Linked DNA regions of Homo sapiens: region 1 is linked to region 2. The links are chromatin loops, found by intact Hi-C in ENCODE. Cell type or tissue: HepG2. All regions are shown on one strand. Each heading gives the region's core, and the rest is flanking DNA. Links, peaks and the distances in the headings are about the cores only.

Evidence for each region. Peaks named below come from ENCODE experiments on the same cell type or tissue, not always from the same donor. Only the 100,000 strongest peaks of a DNase experiment are listed, where the experiment ranks them.
Region 1: it touches region 2 in a loop (4-fold over the local background); 3 of 110 quality-filtered maps call a loop at or near these places.

What each region holds. Positions count from the first base shown.
Region 1 is chr7:91,286,534-91,290,941 of GRCh38, forward strand. LOC124901695 (a long non-coding RNA gene) reads right to left here and starts at 899. Exons shown (of 2, transcript XR_007060425.1): 1 at 774-899. In HepG2, for the core only: a CTCF peak has its summit at 1,905 (motif pointing right); no DNase peak of the experiment used is centred there.
Region 2 is chr7:91,087,216-91,091,623 of GRCh38, forward strand. The region is part of intron 12 of CDK14 (cyclin dependent kinase 14); the gene reads left to right. Among named protein-coding and RNA genes, the nearest start is that of FZD1, 180 kb to the right of the region's middle. In HepG2, for the core only: a CTCF peak has its summit at 2,326 (motif pointing right); no DNase peak of the experiment used is centred there.

The DNA of each region.
Region 1 (4,408 bases), core at 88-4,087, 200 kb after region 2:
GAGCAGAAAGAGTTGGCTCATTGGCAGCAATTTGAGTGGATTTGGTTCGCTGGAGGTATCATGTTACTGCGTCATCAGTGCAGGTGGGGCTGACTGGCTTTGACAGTAAAAGGAGGTGGCCCAGTGCCAACAGGGGCAGCAGAGGGGCTGCAGGAGTGCCTTCATAGATGCCGCACAGATGCTGCACACTGCCAGAGCAAATCTCAGGGAAGGAAAGATGGGGCGTCATACAGTGATTGTGAAGATTATGCTCTTGAGCACATGTGAAACACCTTTCGGAGCTCCTGAATTTAGTAGGCAAGGGTGAATTTTGAGAATAGACTGAAAGAGTTAACCATAGTTAAGCCTGCCTGGGGTGTAGGTTATGAATAGAGTAACATGTAATTTATTGTACAAACAGAGATGCCTTTGAAAATGAAGGATTTGCTACTAATAATTACACCAAGACAACAGATATAAACTATGACTGCCCTGGACAAACTGGAATGCATTGTCACACTATGAGGGACTGTCACCTTCGATTGTTAGTTTTGCCATGCTTGCTCTTTTATTCTAACCATGTACTGTTTTAAAATCAGAAAAATATAAGACACTATAATTTACCAGAAGAAATAAAAATCGAGTACGAGGGCAAAGATAGCAGCATAATGTTTACATTGTTAGGGTGACCCTAGTCCCCCCAACCATCATCCCCCTCCTGACCCCACATCACAGTTTAGAAAATTACATCTGCAAATTATTCAACATCCACTGGCGACCCCAGAGCAGCCTACCTTCCTTAGCAAGGCCATGCTGTCCCAGCAGTTCTGATGTGCCCTCACTTTAGTTATTTGATTTTCTGCTTTTTCTCTCTGAGATAGTAGCCTTCCAAGGTTCAAAGGGACATTTGAATGTTAAAAGCCTGGAGGTAAAGTTTACAAACACAATGCTTCCTCATCACAGCTGGCCACATCAGTCCTGTCAAAATGCTAATGGTAGAATGTTTCTTTATAAATAGAGTACCCATGAGATCAAGATCTTAATTTACTTTGTTCCTAATTCACAAAGGGAAGTTGCCTTCTTTTTTAAAACTAAGTTGAGGTTCTGTCTTTAGTAAATTCTTACATGTAGCTGGAAATTTCCATTGCAAAGTGTACTTGTTTTGTTTTAAGCTCTTTCCAAGTGACTTTATAACTTTTTTAACGTTTTGGCGTCGGCACTCTTCCTCTGTCCACAGAGCTGGTAAAGACAGAATTATGAACTCTTCTGGCGTTGTCCCAGCCCACTTCTTGGAGCCTTTATGAGAGAAGAAGTTTGGCAACTCACCTCCCAGTGCCCACAGGGGTGCAAATGAAGCTGGAGCTGAAGCCATCTATGAGAGCAGCTGGACTGCCAGTCCAATGACTATAACTCTGATAGCTCCACACAAGTTGAGAAGCAGCTTTTCAGCTGTGACAGGCAAGGCCCAGCAGGGGAAGTAGCTCACTGTCTGGTTTGATTTAAGATCACTGCCAAAAAATTTTCTTCATTAACTTCACAGTTATCTAAGCTCTATGAAGGCAGGGGTTTTTGTGTTTTGCTTATAGGAGTATGCTCAGGGCCTAGAACAGTGCCTGGGTTATAGTAGGAGCTCAAAAATATTTGTCGAATAAAAGCATATTTCTTCACCTTCAAAATGTCAAGATGGGATATTAATAAAACCTGTATCCAGGACTGATAGTCAGCTGATTTCCATTCTGATATATCATTTCAGTGTCACAGGATTGTTGTGGTGATTGTATGAATTAAAACATGAATTAAAGCACTTACAATAAAACCTGACACATATCAAGTGGTTAATAAATGTCAGCTGCCATCAATTTCAAGGCACAGAGGTTGACACCGAGGAAGATTGGGGAACACTGTAGGATCCCAGCAGGGGGCACTCCTGAGTTCAAGAAGCAATAACTGGTTCCTGCTGGGTCCTACTTGACTATGGGGAAGGACAGTTGCCAATGATGCTGTAGTCCTTGCTTCATGGGCCCAGGCTTACACCTGGCCAGAGGTCATACATTAACTTGTCATCAATAAATGGCATTTATGCCATCTGCACATGGATACTGTTCTCTTAGTGAGGAGATGGCAAAGTTCTGAAAGAATGGATCACAGGGCAGATAAGTTTTATCAGAGCGTGGGACAGTGCCCAAGAAGGGATAGCCCAATACTGCCAGGGTGGGGCACTTTGGAGGAGAGTGGCTAAGAGTGAGTGGCACGGGGAGCAGGGTGTAAGCAGAATAGGTAGGGGGGCTCTGCCACTAAAATATCTATTGACTACCCAGGAATAAAATGTGTTACAAAGATGAGAAGCTCAACAGTATTCTCAGAAGGCTTTTCAACTTAATTTCCCTGTTCCTTTTCCTAATTAGAACCTTGATCAATTTAGGATACAGTATATGGTACTCTTTGGTTAGGTTTATGTGTATGTAAGAATCAGGTCAATTGTAGAAGGTTAAACTGGATTAGAATGTATACTATTTGTGCATTTGGTAACAATAATTCTTATACTTCCCATTTGTATAATGCATTGTATATATTATATACAGATAATAATCTATATTATATAGAGGTTATATTATATATAGATTTCTATATATAATCTACTTTGTTACTATATATAATCTATATACATTACATATAAAATCTATTTTGTTACAATAACTCTGTGAGGTTTATAGGGGATGTAGTATGAACTCTATTTAACATGTGTAGAAAATAAGGCATGAAGAATTAAGAGGCAAGGATAGTGGTAAAAGTCCCTGGGGATGGGAAATGGCATTTTCGTTAGTGTTCTACTAATCGTCAGAGCAGGGTTTTCTGACTTCAGATTCAAAAAAGATTTTTCTTTTCAAGCATACTTGGCTACCCCTCACCCACAGATTAATTGAAAAAGCTTCTGGGCTCCACCAGTTTTGCTCCCTATTAAATATACTAATTGAAGAGCAAACTAATTCTGTCTCTAAACCAGTCATTCTAGAGGATATGCAAGATGACCCACTGAAGTGTTGGAAGAAAATGCTAGGATTTACAGTTTTATATTTTTTGGATGTGTTAAAATGAACATAATTCATTACTACAGTATACCTTAATACATATATAAGCACATATAGCAATACATGTGTAGAATTTATAAGTAAGTGTATTTACAAATATTGAGATGCATACTTTTTTTTTTTTGGCACAGAACCGCAGTTTCAAGAAAGACTGGCAACCATTGTTCTAAACTGGTAACTACTCTACCTACAATGTCTGCATTGTTTTTAGCTAAGCACACTTCTCCTTTTGTTTTACCTTATGTTTTGTGCAACAGAGGGTGGCAACGAGCTGCTGTACCCAGAATAACAGAAGCTTTGAGTGAGAAAGGCCTGGAGGGATCAATTCGCCTAACCCCTTCATTTGACAGGGGAAGAAACTGAGGCTTACAGGGGTTAAGGGATTTGCCCAAGCTGAAAAGTTGAGGTTGAGCTCAACAATATGGGAAACGGATGGAAAATCCAGTTAATGCTTAGCTAGCCATGGTAATGTGTCATGGAGTTGGCTTGCAGAAATTAAATCCGTTAATAATCCCCAAACCTTATTTTAGCCAGAACTTTTAAATGCCTCACCTATCAACCCTTTTTTAAAAGATAATAATGTAATGGTTTTGTTTCTCTGGGCACCCATGAATACTGCATTAAGCAAAAATGTCACACATACAGTGTGCCCTGGGTATCTGGTTATAAATACAAATGTGGAGACTACTTATAGCTATATAATTATATATATATCAATTAGAAAAAACAGTTGCATTGAAACAAGTATACTACCCATCCTGGCCTGTTGTAAAGAATGGAACAAAATTATAATATTCTCCAACAGGCAAATTATTGCTCACTCAAAATCCACTGAATCTTGAAACACTACCAGTTTTCTTCTAAAGGGAATTTCATCTCAGAATTTAAGACCAGATCAATGCTGCACTATTTATCACATGCTAAATTCTAGTAAGTATTTGTTTCTATTTCTGGACTCACCATTCTCTTCCATTAATTTAGTCATGTACTTCATTACCAGTGCCTAAGGGTTTTATTTACTGAAATATTATGACCAATAAGATTAGTATCCTTTCATCACTCTTAAATCTTATAAAGTTTAAACCCCACCACTAGGCAAAATCATTTTGCCTGTTCAAAAGCAAAGCAAAACAAAAATGCCCAAAACTACCATCACGAACAAACAGCATACTGGTATTATTGGAAAACTCAGGAAATTTATAGATTGATTTAGGGAGAATTGACTTTTTAATATTGAGTCAGTTTTTCCCTAAAGTAGGATATTTAAATCTTTTTAAATTACGATATACCTTTCCATTTATTAAATCATTTATGTTTCCTTGGCAAATGAGATTTTTCGT
Region 2 (4,408 bases), core at 102-4,101:
GCTCAATTTCTATTCATTGTGAGGATAGAGCTCCTAGAGTATTCTTATTAACACCTGCATCTAACATGTTGTGTACATAGTGGTCTTACTGACCTAAGAATATACCATCAATAAATAGTATTGACATAGCAAAGAAAAAAACAGAAGAGAGGAAGGAAGGTTGCACAAGCTAATTATTGACACAAATAGCAATTAAATGCTTGGAGCCAGCATCATCTTTGGTAGCATAGGAACCAGGTTCATCCCTAGTTCCACTACTGAGCTGTGTAATATTCAGGAAGCTCATTAACCTCTCTGAGCCTCAGCTTTTCAATTTGTATAACCTCTTGGCAGGATTATTGTTTAATCTTTAAGTAAGGTAAGGGTATAAATTACTGGGTACCTTACTAGACACAGTCCTTTGGCAAATATTAGTTTACCTCCCTTCTCTTTTTCAGTGCTCCCTGTCCTACCTCCCAGTGAGAGCGTTTCATTCAGCTCCGAATAAGCAATTACTCTTGAACATGGATACCACTCCTACATAGAGTCCCCAGACATCTTCTGGAATATTCTTTTTACCTTCTTAGGGGCACATGCTGAACTGCTTGGTCACCAAAACTTTTTTTTTTTAATGCTTGTTGTGTAAAAACAAGATTTCCCCTTCCTCAACAGTTTCTTCCTAAGAGTGGTGTGTTAACAAATAGCGTTGTACATAATTAATGCAATACTGTGATTTGTTCTTAGTCTTGAAACACATTTTATTAGACAGTTTTCCAAATTAGATTGAAAGAAACCCATAGACAGGTCACTGTTACCAAGTTCAAATGTCTATTGGACCTTTTCTTGTAATATAACCTGTACACAAACTGATGGATAACCCTAAGCCAGATGTGTGGGATCTGGGCATCCATTTGGCCCAGTCATTTCAGAGGTGAGACTAAAAGTAATTATCCTTGCTGTTTACAGCATTTAAAGGGGGAAGGTAGATGAATTATCTCTCAAAACACAATGAATAAAGGCTGGGAGCATGGCCATGCCATATCTGTTGTGGTGAGGAAAATGGGAAGGGGATTCTGAAAGTAACTGGCCTTTTTCTTTTAGACACTGAGCCACATCCATACCCTAAGGCACAGATCCCATGTTAAACGGTTATTTCCATCATGGCAGTGACATTTACTTTAACAACAGATTTCATTATGTCTTTAACAACAACAAAAATGCACTGAAAAGCCTGAAACACACACATACACAACTCCCAACACAATTATTTTTCTGTCTTCTCTGAAAGAATATTTTAAAATCATTTCAACATCTTTGGGATTTCAGAAAAATCTAGTATTGGTTTACAATGGAAGTCTCATAGAGTTTATATATATGTGTGTGTGTGTGTGTGTGTGTGGTTATTATTACTCAGACTATAAATGAGACAAATGAATAGAAATATTAAAGGGATCAATATTCTGGCCCTCATTATATTGTTATACAGCATATCTTTGTGTATCTCTATGTGAATTCTCTGCTAGTCCTCAGCTGTATTTAATCCCTCAAGACTTGATATACAAACATAATGCCAAATAGAGAACTTCCCTTAAATTATTCAAATCTCCCCATAAGTGATTTCCCACTCTTCCTGCAATAGAAAACATTTGATCATAAATTCAATTAAATCAGCCATCATCTTTGTGATGTTTGTCCAGCTAAATCCTTTAGTGACTAAACCAATAAACATACCAGCTGTGAGTGTGCATGTGTGTGTGTGAGTGTGTGTTTATGGCACAACTATTGCAAAAGAATCGATTTGAAGTAAAGATGAAGGGTAGTTCTCATTTCTTAGGCCAGATTTTAACTACTTCACTGAAGCCAGGGCTTAAAAGATTAAACTTTTAGGGATAAAATCATGTGTACTTCTTTAAATGCTTTGGCTTTTATTTGCTAATTTAGAACTGAGTTTTAATAAGTTTTAGATCAAAACTGATGTACTTTGGAGATGTTAGGAAAAGGCATCAAACCACGTCAACCATTCTTCCTTCTCTTTCTTCCCCAGCCTCTCCTCCCTAGTTAAAACAAAGAAAAAATGACTGTCGACATACTTTTAAGTTTCTCAGGGAAAACGGCATGATAGGACTATATTACTGTTTATAATTTCTTATATGTCTGTCGGCTGAAGAGGTAAAGTTTATCAGAGGCTTATAAATGTTGATTGCTTCTCATCTTGATTCTAAAGCCTTTTAGACACGCAGATATACCCAACCTCCTCCCCTCTTTTTCATCTTACCTTTACTAATGATCCTATTTGGATATAACTGAACCCTATTTATGCATCTTCACATATGTGTATATCCATGTGGCCTGTAGAGGGCAGCATGCTCTGAGGGGAAAAAAAAAAAAAAACAGGCAACTGTTTATCTCCGTAAAATATGAGATACGCAGCTATATATATATTTTCCGATAGCAAAACAAGTAAAATGTCTCTGTTAGAGAAGCCAGAGCTGCCCCATGCTTTGTCTGTCCCTCTCTGCCACGTTAGGTGTCTGTTTGGATGATGAATATTTTTTATGAATTGGCTCAGCCTACCTTGGAGGCTACTTAGGGATTACACCAGGCTCCATGCCTTTGCCACCAAATGGGACTAAGCACATCATTATATTTATAAAGATAAATACAAATGGAATTTTTTTCATTTGGCTCTCATTTCTTGTCACCCTTTACTGAAGTGTAGAATTTGAGTCAAGCTGTACCTATAGTTCTAATTTTATTTGGTAGTCAAGTGGGACTTTACCTTCCTATCTTAGAATTCTGCTGTCTCACATCCTTTGCTTTTAGCTTGTGACTGCCAAAAAATTCTAGTGCCTTTTATTTTTCCCAAGAAAATGAAAAACATTTCCACAGGGACATTTTCTGTTCAGAGTAGACGTTGGGCTTAAAGCTGGGCTCCTTCCTTTGCCTGCCTCACACTTCTTTGGGGTGAGTCCCTGATCAGGACCCCTTCTCTGTTGCCACATTCATTGATTTTCTCAATCCAGTCTCTACCGTTCATCTAAAGAGGCAAATCCTCCCATTGTGTGAACTACACTATTCCTTTATGAGAATGTAGAAATTTCTAGAAGCTGCGTTACATATTTTAAGGATATAGAGCAGTACTGTCCAATAGATCTTTATGCATTGACAAGAATGTTCGCTATCTTCACTTTCCAGTATGGTAACCACTAGCCACGTGTGGCTATTGAGTAATTTAAAATGTGGCTAGTGCAATTGAGGAACTGAATTTTTAATTTCATTTAATTTTTATTAGTTTAAATTTAAATAACCACATGTGGCTAGAGACTACCAAATTGCGTGGTGCAAGATAGAACATAACTTCTGATCAGCTTGAAGCAAGTGTTTTACCATAATGTGTTGTGAGGTGAATTAGGATTTTCAGCTAAAAACCTCCTGCCCAAGTTTTTATTTTTGCACTTATTTCTTTATTATATAGCTATAGGCTTAAATCCAAATCCTATGACTCTGCCCCAGGATTTGCTTTCTCTCAGAACATCCGAGAGATTTTCCATTTTCAAATTCTTCGATTTTGTTGAATATTGAATGTCTCTCTCTTGGGTATCCAGAATGGAGTTTCAAAGCATGGCATTTCGGCAGCACTGATTCTGTAGGCGCTGGCCATTTCACAGTCTAAGCTCTGTCACTCGTCACCTGTTTGTATCTAGTGTTCCTAAATATAGAAACACAACTTAGTAAATGTGCTAAAATGTGTCGGGCTACATAGAAGCTTGACACCCAGCTCATTAACTAAGTTGGTTTTGTTTGTGTGTGTGTGTGTGTGTGTGTGTATGAGCAGCTGTTTACATTGACTACAAATAAAGCGTAGGTTTGTATCATCCTTTTTGAAATGACCTCAATATTATTTTGAAAATGTTCTTGTCGCCAGGTGTGGTGGCTTAAGCCTGTAATCCCAGCACTTTGAGAGGCCAAGGTGGACAGATCACTTGAGTCCAGGAGTTTGGGATGAGACTAGGTGACATGACAAGACCCTATCTGTAAAAAATTTATCTGTAAAAAAAATATTTTATTTATTTATTTATATAAATATATATGTATATATTTTTATATATACATATATAATTTATGTATACACATATGTGTATACATATATGTGTATATAAATTATATATACATATATACATATATAATTTATATACACATATGTATATAAATTGTATATACATATATACATATATAATTTATATACACATATGTATATAATTTATATATAATATATATACATATATGTATATGTAGTTTATATATTTTATATATATATATATAAATTAGCCAGGCATGGTGGCATATGCCTGTAGTCCCAGCTACTTGGGAGGCTGAGGCAGGGGGATCATTTGAGCCTGGAATGCAGAGGTTGCAGTGAGCCAAGATC